Linked DNA regions of Homo sapiens: region 1 is linked to region 2. Evidence: chromatin loops called from intact Hi-C (ENCODE). Cell type or tissue: endothelial cell of umbilical vein. All regions are shown on one strand. Links, peaks and the distances in the headings refer to the core of each region. The heading gives the core; the rest is flanking DNA. Region 1 overlaps PALM2AKAP2 (PALM2 and AKAP2 fusion). Region 2 overlaps PALM2AKAP2 (PALM2 and AKAP2 fusion).

Region 1 (5,377 bases), core at 294-5,293, 58 kb before region 2:
GATACAGAAAGATCATTCTTCCCATTGTTAGGGCTCAGAAACCTATATCCCCAAATATGATGCTTTGATATTCTGAACCTGAAGAAGGCTCAAGGTCTCTCTGACCTCCCCTCACTCCTGTCTCTCAATCTTCTGTCTCTCCCCTACGCACAGGATGAAATGGTTCTGTGAAGTTCCCTTATCTACCTAAAATCTTACCCTCCAGAGAAGAAAACAATTACTTCTGGTCTCTTCCTTGAGTTGCCATTAGCAACTCATATAGCAGGAAGAAAGACTGAATGAAGTCTGTCAACACATCTGAACAGACTTCTGTCACAAATTGTTGTCTGTTCTGTGGGCCCAACAGACTTTGTCCCAGGTCACTGTTGGTTCTTCAAGTAAAAATCATTTACTGCCCTTCCCCCCACTTCCTATCTCCACACTTCCTATCTCCGTTTCCTCTAAGAAGAAGGGTATATAACCATCTGTACCCCATTGTGTGTAATTTTCTCTCTTTGCACATTAGTAAACTTCTATGCCATTTCTCCCGTTAATCTGTCTAGTGTCAATTGATTTTTCAACGAAATTTCAGAGGGCAAAGGGAAAGTTTTCCCTTGGCCCCTACTCTATGAATCCAACAACTTTTCCTGATAACTACAATCTTGATTTATGAGACCTCTCTGATACCTGACCAGTTGCAGAAGGACAAGGCTTATCGTAAGTGGCCACATGAGTTCTACCCAGGATTTCAGAAATAATTTGCAATCATTCCAAACCCTCAGGGACATGAATGGTAATTTATTCAGACATTAACTGGAGAGACAAACTGGTTCCCTGCCTAAATGGGAACCAGGTTGGCTACCTTCCAGTCGCACTAAAGACCAATAGTTTCTGTCACTGGGTTCTGTGTTTGGTTTGCGTGGCTTGGTTCTTTCACAAGTCATAGACTTTGGTACTTGCAAATGAGCCTTGTTGCAAAACTAGCTTGATTGGGACAGATTATTCTTAAGAAATGAGGCTTATCTGCAGACAGGCTCTGACATACTGAACAGCAACACGTGACAGTTTCTAGAGCTTTAGCATCATTAGTCATTCTCACTGCTGGAATGTTCAAAATGTGCATAGAAGGAAACAGACAGATGTCCTCAGGAAGCATTTGTGAATGTGTCAGAACTTTTGCTGGGAATATCCATGCCCATGTCATGTATTTTAGGGTGACCACTCAGAGATAGGGGATTTTACCAAGTAGGAGTTGATAAAAGCACAAGAGTATTTCATCAACATTTTAAAAATTGGGATGATGAAGCTATCTGCAGAAAATGAAATTAGGCTAACACTGATATCCCAACTAAAAAGAAGATCCTAGAATAAGGCTTCCAAAAAGTCATGATATACCCAGATTGAGGTAAAGGGTTTTTGTTGTTGCTGTTGTTCAAAAGAAAAAACAATCAAACAAACAAATAGAGGGTAGTGTTTCTCATAGTTTCACTTCATAGAGAAACCAATGAGGTACAAATCTTGGCATGGATCAGATTTGGATTCCTAGCAAAGAAGCATATCAAGGGATGTCCCTTGATAGGTTATCAGCATATTACAAGTCCTTAAAATATACATCTGTCTGGTTTAAAGCTTAATAAAATACATTGTCATGTTTAAAATGAAAAAAGTCTTTTTTTTTTTTTTTCAAAAAGAACCCAAAACCACAAATAATCCCAAAGGACAATAATCAAAACACATTACGCGGTTCCCTTCATTTCCTTTGCAACACTCCTCTTGCCTAGGGCCACTGGACTTGGCAAATAAAAATACAGAACACCCAGTAAAATCTGAATTTTAGGTAAACAACAAATAATTTTTTAATATAAGTATGTCCCATGCAATTTAATTCAAATCGAACTGGACATCTAATATTTTATCTGGCTAAGCTACCCTTGCCCTGTCATTGGAGCTCCCCTGCTTTAGCTAATTAAAAAAAAATAAACCTGCACTTATTAAAACCCAAACAGAGAGGCTACAAAGTGTCCTTCCATCTGGGTTCAAAGCTTGGCTCCACCACACACTCACTTTGAGATCTTGGGTAAGTTACTTTACTGTGCCACAGCCACCACATCTGTAGAATGGGATTAATAACAGTTTCTCCTTAGCAGAGTCATCTGGAGGATTACACGAGATGGTGTATGTGTAGCACAGTACTCAGCTCAAAGCAAACGTTCAACCCATGTTAGCTATTATTGTTGGCAAGAGAACACAGCGAAGAAATAAAACGGCAAAGAAGAAGGTACCTGAGATTATTCACTTGCCACGAATATTCCTTATCTACACATAGATTATTGAAAGCTGTCAATGGTTGTGACTTCATTTCTTTCACATTTATTTTATTTGACAAATAGGGAGTAGCACACAGGAACAATAAATAACCATTAATAATATAGTTTATTACAGTTTACAACAGAGCTCTTCATATTCATTTTAAAGAAAATTCAAGACAATGATTCTCAAAGACATGTATTATAAAAACTGACCCATATAGTACCGATATGCCTCCTACTCACCAATGCCAAACCCCCTCTGAGATCCACTACCCTGAATAGTTTCAAGGATTTTTAAAAAATCTTCGAAAATATTTCCTTTGGCAAGGAACCAAATTTAGAGCGATCTTTATGTATATACACAATGTAGAAAGGTTTTCTGTCCCAAATGTCTCTTTTTTGTCCAGAGTCCCTGCACAAAACAATCCTTTCAATGTCGTCATCATCAAATACAAAGGGCAACCGGCTGGACACCACTGGCAACAAAAGGCCTTCAGCAGAATGTTTTTTTAAAAGCAAAGGCCAAAGAAAGCTGTAACCTGTGGCCTCTATTCACCACCGGAAGAGTCTAAATGCTTTTCCTCTTTTGTAATAGAGAACATCTGCTCTTCTAGGAGGATAATCTGTCTTCCAACAAGTTTTACGTGTAGAGAAGCAACATCCTTTTTTAAATGTGGCTTTCCCATGTCCTTGAATAGAAATGTACCCTTTTCAAACGGTTTTACAGCCAGAATCTCTAGTTTGCCTAAGGGCTACCAACCTTGTTTCTTGTTCAAGCATAAATGAGAAATATTGAACATGTAAATAAGAATACCAGACTTCATTCTGAGGAAAATTCTGCTGTGCTAAAATTTTTTGTATTCTTTTTTGCAAACACTTAGTTTTTAGTCTTAGTATATATGGACAAGAGGGCAAGATAAAGAGAGCATCTACGATTTAGTTGGTGTATTTGATGGAAATGACAGCCAAATCACAAAATTTTTATCCTAGAGATACTTCTTTAACATGGATTACTTGATGTCATTTTATCCAGTCGTTGGATAAACAAAATTCAAGAAAATGATGCACAGCCAAGCAGGTGTGATTTGGGACTTGCAGCAAGGCACCAGCTGGATAAGGCCAAGACATTTCCAGTATGAGGGTCCTGGACAGTTCACGCCACAGAAGAAAGGAACTTTTGTAACCAGCAATATCTTTAAAAATCTAGCTTGTAGCAGCTTCCTACTTTATTTCTGAGGGGTAGCCATCTTACTGGCTTTTCTGTTTTTGTTTTTGTTTTTGAGACTGCATCTCGCTCTATTACCCAGGCTGGAGTGCAGTGGCGCGATCTCGGCTCACTGCAACCTCTACCTCCTGGGTTCAAGCGATTCTCGTGCCTCAGCCTCCAGAGTGGCTGAGATTACAGGTGTGTGCCACCACACCCAGCTAATTTTTGTATTTTTAGTAGAGACGGGGTTTCACCATTTGGCAAGGCTGGTCTTGAATTCCTGACCTCAAGTGATCCACCTGCCTTGGCCTCCCAAAGTGCTGGGATTACAGTAGTGAGCCACCACGCCTGGCCTTACTGGCTTTTTACTATTAACATAATGTATTAAAAATCCCTTTGAGAAGGCAATTAAATAGTAATACATTTTAGGTGTAAAATGCAACATTTAGGTGGTTGACAGGAGCTGGAGTAGGAGAGAATGGGGGGCTGGTATTTAATGGGTAGAGAGTTTTGGTTGAAGAAGATGTTGAAAAAGTTCTGGAGAAGGATGGATGACGATGATGGTTACAGAACACTTTGAATGTACCTAACGCCACAGACGGGTACCCTTTAAAAGTGCTTAAAATGGTAAATGTTATATCTGTTTTACCACAATAAAAAATAGCATTGATTAGGCTAATAAAAAAATTAAAGAAAAAAGGCTAAGATGTGAAGGGAAAATAGAAAAGAGAGATAATCGCTGGGTGTGATGGCTTACACCTGTAATCTCACACTTTGGGAGGCTGAGGAACGAGGATCACTTGAGCACAGGAGTTTAAGATTGGCCTGGGCAACATAGGGAGTCCTCCTTCTCTACAAAAAATAAAAATTTAGCCAAGTGTGGTGCTGCACGCCTATAGTCCCAGCTACACAGGAGGCTAAGGTAGGAGGATTGCTTGGGCCTGGGAGGTTGAGGCTGCAGTAAGCCATGATCACACTGTGCTCCAGCCTGGGTGACATAGCGAGACCCTGTCTAAAAGAAAGAAAGAAATAAATAAAAGAGTGAGAGAAAGAAAAGAAATAGAAAGAAGAGAGATTGATGCAACCCCTGCAGAGGGACGTAGTGGTGGAGAGGGCAGTGATCTTAAAGGGGAAGTGTGAGTTGAGTGCACCCTCCTGCCACAGTCAAGAAGAGGGTCCCTCACTCAGAAAACACTGACTGGGCAGCTGCAATGAGAGAGTGCTTCAATTTAATAATTGAACAAACTATGGCAAAAAAGGAAATCAAGCCATTAAAAATTAACTGCATACAAATAGCCAATAAGCACATGAAAATAACTCAGTGTCGTTAGCCACCAGGAGAATGCAAACCAAAACCACAATGACATACGACTCCACACCCACTAGGATGGTTATAATCAAAAGATGGACAGTAGTAAGTGTTGGCTAGGATGTAGAAAACTTGGAAGCCTCATTCATTGTTGGTGAGGTGTAAAGTGGTGTAGATGCTTTGGAAAAGAGTCTGACAGCTTTTTAAAAAGTTAAACCCAGATTTACCATATGACCCAGCAATTCTACTCCTAGGTACAATCCCAAGACAAAGGAAGACCTACGTCCACACAAAGGCTTACATGTGACTATCCAAAGCAGCAACTATTCATAGCAAGAATACTTACTGCCAGAAGGTAGAAACAACCTCAAAATCCATCAACTTGTGAAGGAACAAAAAAAAAAAAAGCCTTTCGGGCGGAACCTCCATCTTCCAGTAATTCGCCAAAATGACGAACACAAAGGGAAAGAGGAGAGGCTCCCGACATATGTTCTCTAGGCCTTTTAGAAAACATGGAGTTGTTCCTTTGGCCACGTATATGCGAATCTATAAGAAAGGTGATATTGTAGACAT
Region 2 (5,377 bases), core at 197-5,196:
AAGTAGTATTGGGGAAGCTAGAATGAAGCTTTCATTTCCTTCTGATCCACACCTATGTTAGGCCACTCACTGTGAAGCCTGCTGACTTATGCTTGCAGGTGGGAACCCACCAACAACTCCCACCTGTTGAAGTTGTATTTATAGGCAAGGCCCTGCATGAAGCACCAATGCTATTCAGAGCTGCTGAAGATATGGTCCCTTGTCCTTAAGGAGTTCCACCTTAGTAAAGGGACAGATGTGCAAACAATGAACTTGATTACAAGGTCTTCTGAACAGGAGTTGAGAACAGAGAATTAGTAGATGTGCAGATGAGAGACGAACTCTGGTGGAATATCAGAGACAGCTTCAGAGAGTAGGCAGCATTTAAGCCTGGCTTGGTAGAATGAGTAATCTTTCAACGGGCAGGAGTTGCAAAGAAGTGTGTCTTGGAGGAATGGCTTGCTCAGGGTAGGAGAAATGGTCCCTGTGGGGGCTGTGTAGTGTGCAGTGGGTCACATGCCTAGAAACACAGGTGGAAATCAGATTTTGGAAGGTCTAAATGCCAGGTCAACAAGATCTGGTTTTACACTCTGCAACAATGTATCTTGGCTGGGCGCGGTGGCTCACGCCTGTAATCCCAGCACTCTGGGAGGCTGAGGCAGTCGGATTGCCTGAGGTAAGGAGTTCGAGATCAGCCTGACCAACATGGTGAAACCCTATCTCTACTGAAAATACAAAAATTAGCCAGGCTTGGTGGCGAACGTCTGTAATCTCAGCTACTTGGGAGGCTGAGACAGGAGAATCGCTTGAAGCCGGGAGTGGGAGGTTGCAGTGAGTCAAGACCGGTCCATTGCACTCCAGCTTGGACACCCTGCACAAAACAGGTTCAGACCTGAGAGGCAATTCAAGTCTTTCTTGAATGTGTGGGGCACTGGAGACAAAAGCTCTGAATGGCCTGGGGCTTGGAAACACTATGAACACAAAGAACACAAAGAGCAAACAGACCCCTTTTCTCTGTAAAAAAAAAAAAAAAAAAAAAAAAAAAAAAAGGGACTAAGAGTGGGATAAACATGGAAGCCTGAAGTTCAGCATTGGATAAGGAGATGGATTCATTCACTGATATTTACTGAGCACTGCTATGTGCCAGGCATGGTTCTAGGCATTTGGGAAACATCAGGAAATAAAGATCCCTAACCTCCTGAAGCTTTCTTTCTAAGGAAACTTTTATTTTATTTTATTTGAGACAGGGTCTTGCTCTGTTGCCCAGGCTGCAGTGTAGTGGTGTGATCGGCCTCCTGGGCTTGAGCAATCCTCCCACCTCATCCACCTGAGTAGCTGGGACTACAGGTGTATGCCACCATGCCCAGATAATTTTTTAAATTTTTTTTGTAGACACAGGGTCTCCCTATGTTGCCCAGGCTGGTCTCAAAACTCCTAGGCTCAAGTAATTCTTCTGCCTTGGCCTCCCAAAGTGCTGGGATTACAGGCATGAGCCCCGGCACCTGGCCAGGAAATTTTTAATATTCACAGGCACTTACTATTTTCCAAGAGCAACTCTATGTGATTATGCACTTATTAACTTCAGTCTTTACAAAAACCCTATGAGATAGTACTACTATCCTAATTGGACAGATGAGTAAACTGAGGCTGTGAGCTATTAACTCATCCTGGGTCAAGGCAGTAAGTGGCAGTGCTGAATGTATCACCAGGCAGCCTGCCCCAGAGGCAGGCTCCATAGTCCTACACTGTAATTCTTTTTGCATTGTAAGTAGTTGTAAGAGGAGGCTGGATTTTAGTTTCTTGGCTCACTAGGTAAAGGCTGTCCTTGTTTCCAGCTTCTACCCTAACCCCTTGAAGATTCTACAGTTCACTAAGCTCCACATTTCTAGAGGTGAAGAAGGACTCACTGCTCCCTCCTGAGTGCTCTAAGGCAGCGCTCCTCAAAGTGAGTGGCCCACCAATCCGTGTCCCTCCACAGTTGGTTACTGATCGGTGACCAAGTGAGTGCAGAAATGGAAAGAATATGTTTAGAACCCTTAATAACAATTTATTGAATCTAATAATAAAAAATCAGTACCTGTATTCTGTGTGTCTTTCAAAAATTTTACTTTTCTCATCATTCACTTTCATTGTACTTTACAAAAGTACTGTTCTGAGATGAACTGGAAGCTTAAAAGAAAAAAAACAAAACCTAATCCTTTACCATAGATAGAGAGGGACATTGTTCTCAGGGAGTTCAAGTTCCCAGGGCTGGATAGACTGCATCCCTGAGAACAGAGGGACCCTAAAGGCAAGGTCTAGGAAACATCTGTGTGGGCACTTCCTGTGTTGCACTCTCCAGTCCATTTCTAGAAGATGAGTGGGTTTTGTGCTCCCTTGCCTGGGCAGAGGCTACTTTTGGTCAATGGGCCTTCAGGTCTTTTGCAAAAGCCAAAAGTTCACTAAAGAGATGAAGCTAGGCATCCTGGTGGGGTTCGGGGAGGGGTGCACTTTCTCCCAGAAGCAGTAGAGGGGAGGGGCTGTAGGCTGCACTTGGGGTGGGGTGGGGTGAGGATGTGGGAGTGCTACACTGTGGTGTAAGCAGGGAAGCTGGATGCTGATTCCAGGCTCCCAGCCTCTGCCAAGGCTCCTGTCTCCAAGCTTGGCTCAGAAGCCACACAGACTTCAGCCCTGAAGGGGCTCTGAAAACCAGGACAATGCACACCCAAGGATAAATCCAGTGAGAACCAGTGATGATGGGCCTTCCCCAAGATGAGCATGTCACCTTTGCATGACCTTGGGTGGGAGAGAGCCCCGTGAACGACTGAGTTTGAACTGCCTGCCAGACCAGCAGCCTTGGGGTACAGAGTCTGATATCACTTGATTTAAAGAAAACAAAGTGGCACTTCTTGCATAAGTGTGTGGACCAAGACTGATACTGCTACCCTTTGTGGGTGATATTCAGGAGACAGAGTGAATGAGAAAGATGCTGGAAGGTTAGGACAGAGCGGGAGACTGTTTCAGGCGAGAGGAGACTCACAGTGGCTGAGTGAGGAAGCACAAGGTGTGGGGAGAGCCACAGGCTGTCTGTCCTATTTGGCCCAGACCAGCAGCTGTGGAGCTGCTGAGCTTTTGCAAACCCTGTTCCTTCTTTCTGGAATACTCTTGGCATGGCTGCCTTCCTCATCTTTCAGATGTCAGCTGAAATGTCCTGTCTTCAGAGGGTCCTTTCTGGGAGTCGTGTGTGTGTGTGTGTGTGTGTGTGCACGCACATTTGTAGAGGTGCAGGAAAAGACTGTCAGATCAGAGGGTCTTGCATTTTACATTCCTGCAGCTGTTCTGTTCAGTTGCTTTCTAGTCAGTTTTTTTCTTAGTCTCTAAATTACCACAGTCTCTCTGTCTGTGTCACACTCCACAGTTTTATAGCCCGGAGAGGAACTGGGTCTGGGGTCACTCCCTGGAATCTGAGGATCATGTTCTGTCACTGGAAGAAATCCTGAGATTCTTCTAATGAAGACAGAGGGCTGACATAGCCAGCCTTTCCAGGGGTCTTAGTGGCAGACTTACTGGGAGTTTTGAAGTGAAATGTAGCTGCCCTGAAAATCGCGCTGAAAATCGCGGCTGGACTCCTTAGGGCTTCCCCCCACAATTCCTGTGCATTGATTTCACATGGAGTCCCCAGAAATTTGGGGGACTGGGAGCTGGGTACAAGTGGTAGATGCTGAAGGCTAACACAAAATCAGGGCCTCTTTCAGAAACCCAGGTTTCCCACCTCCCTTTGTAGGGTGCAATGAAACCCAACAGAGTGGCCAGAGACAGGGACTTTTGTCTTGGGAGAGTACTGTTTCCTGTTGATGATATAGCTAGACGTCTTCGGAGAAAACCTTTCACTGAGAGATCTAGTCGCTTCTGCTCTCAGTTTGGGCTATAAACAGGAAATAGAGAGAGCTGCTTAGAAATGAGATATCATTATAATCAAAATAGCTCTTGTTGATTTTTGCTTTCTCCTGGAATTCCAGTTTCCATTTAGTGGAAGAAGGAGGTTTCCCAGCAGATCCAGGCCTTCCACAGCCTATGGGGTACGCGAGGGCCTCAAGTTGCAAAGCAGGCAGGCCAGACCCCCAGGGCCATGGTGGCCTCTGAGCAAATGCAGGAGTCCCTCTCCCTGGGAGAAGTGCCAGAGAGGACTGTTCTGGGAGAGATTTCCAGAATTCCAGTATCCTTTCTTCTTCAGACCACACAGCCTCAGTCCTAAATCCTTTACCATTCATTCATTCATTCATTTATTCATTCCCTCATCAAACAAACATTGTTTGGGTCACTTTTGTGTGCCAAGCACTGTGGTAGACACCAGAACTATTGCAGAGAAAAAGACCAAGTCCTTGCTTTCAAGAAGCTTATGATCTGGTGTGAGAGATAGATACTCAGATACTCACACACCATCCTGCCTGTTGGAGAATAACTTCAAGTGGTCTTCATGGTACCCCAAACCCACAAATTTAAACACAACAAAGTCAACTTTCCCTGGTTGACTCATCCACCACTTTCTGTTCCTCCCAGAGCTTCCTTAAGCAGGCCATTGTGGTGGTTTTGAGACATGTCTAAAAATTCTTTGACACTTCTCCCTTCAAGACATGGAGTCTCAGCCAAGTGCGGTGGCTCACGCCTGTAACCCCAACACTTTGGGAGGCCAAGGCGGGCAGATCACCTGAATTCAGGAGTTTGAGACCAGCGTGGCCAATATGGTGAAATCCCATCTCCACTAAAAATACAAAAATTAGCTGGGTGTGGTGGCGCCTGCCTGTAGTCACAGCTACTCGGGAGTCTGAGGCACAAGAATCACTTGAACCCAGCAAGTGGAGGTTGCAGTGAGCCAAGATCGTGCCACTGCACTCTAGCCTGGGCAACAGAATGAAACTCTGTCTCAAAAAAAAAAAAAAAAGACACGGAGTCTCACTGCGCTACCCTTGCATATGGGCTGGCCTTAGTGCCTTGCTTCTAATACATAGAAGGTGGCAGAAGCGATGCTGTGAGACTTGGAGGCTGGGCAAGAAAAGGTAATACATCTTCTGCCTGGTTCTCTGTCTTGAGATACAGCTGCTGAGCTGTGAAGAGCCCCTTGCCACATGGAGATGCCCTGGGGAGATGTTCTCGCTGACAGCCCCAGCTGAGGTCCCAACAGCCAGCCAGCATCTACCACCGGACACGAGGGGGAGGAAGCCTTCAGGATGACTCTTGACTCTTGCCCCAGCTACATCTAACCACCAGCTTGTGACAGATCCCAAGAACTACATAGCTGAACTGCAAGAGATAATAATAACAACAACAGCATAGAACATAAATCATTTTCGTTTTAGCTTCTAGGTTTGGATGATTTGTTATGTGGCAAAAGACAACCAGAACAATCCTAGAAACACCG

What was found. Peaks named below come from ENCODE experiments on the same cell type or tissue, not always from the same donor. Only the 100,000 strongest peaks of a DNase experiment are listed, where the experiment ranks them.
Region 1: it touches region 2 in a loop (6-fold over the local background); 8 of 110 quality-filtered maps call a loop at or near these places.

The regions. Positions count from the first base shown.
Region 1 is chr9:110,025,234-110,030,610 of GRCh38, reverse strand. All of the region lies in intron 7 of PALM2AKAP2 (PALM2 and AKAP2 fusion), which reads right to left. It also overlaps the pseudogene RPL21P87. Among named protein-coding and RNA genes, the nearest start is that of C9orf152, 180 kb to the left of the region's middle. RefSeq lists a cis regulatory region at 2,855 and an enhancer at 2,771-2,940. In endothelial cell of umbilical vein, for the core only: no CTCF peak of the experiment used is centred there; DNase peaks (open chromatin) are centred at 1,080, 2,160 and 2,750; H3K27ac peaks cover 3,667 bases.
Region 2 is chr9:109,966,935-109,972,311 of GRCh38, reverse strand. All of the region lies in intron 6 of PALM2AKAP2 (PALM2 and AKAP2 fusion), which reads right to left. Among named protein-coding and RNA genes, the nearest start is that of PALM2AKAP2, 190 kb to the right of the region's middle. RefSeq lists enhancers at 1-40, 4,095-4,164, 4,555-4,674, 4,685-4,734. In endothelial cell of umbilical vein, for the core only: a CTCF peak has its summit at 2,997; DNase peaks (open chromatin) are centred at 2,271, 2,971 and 3,931; H3K27ac peaks cover 2,976 bases.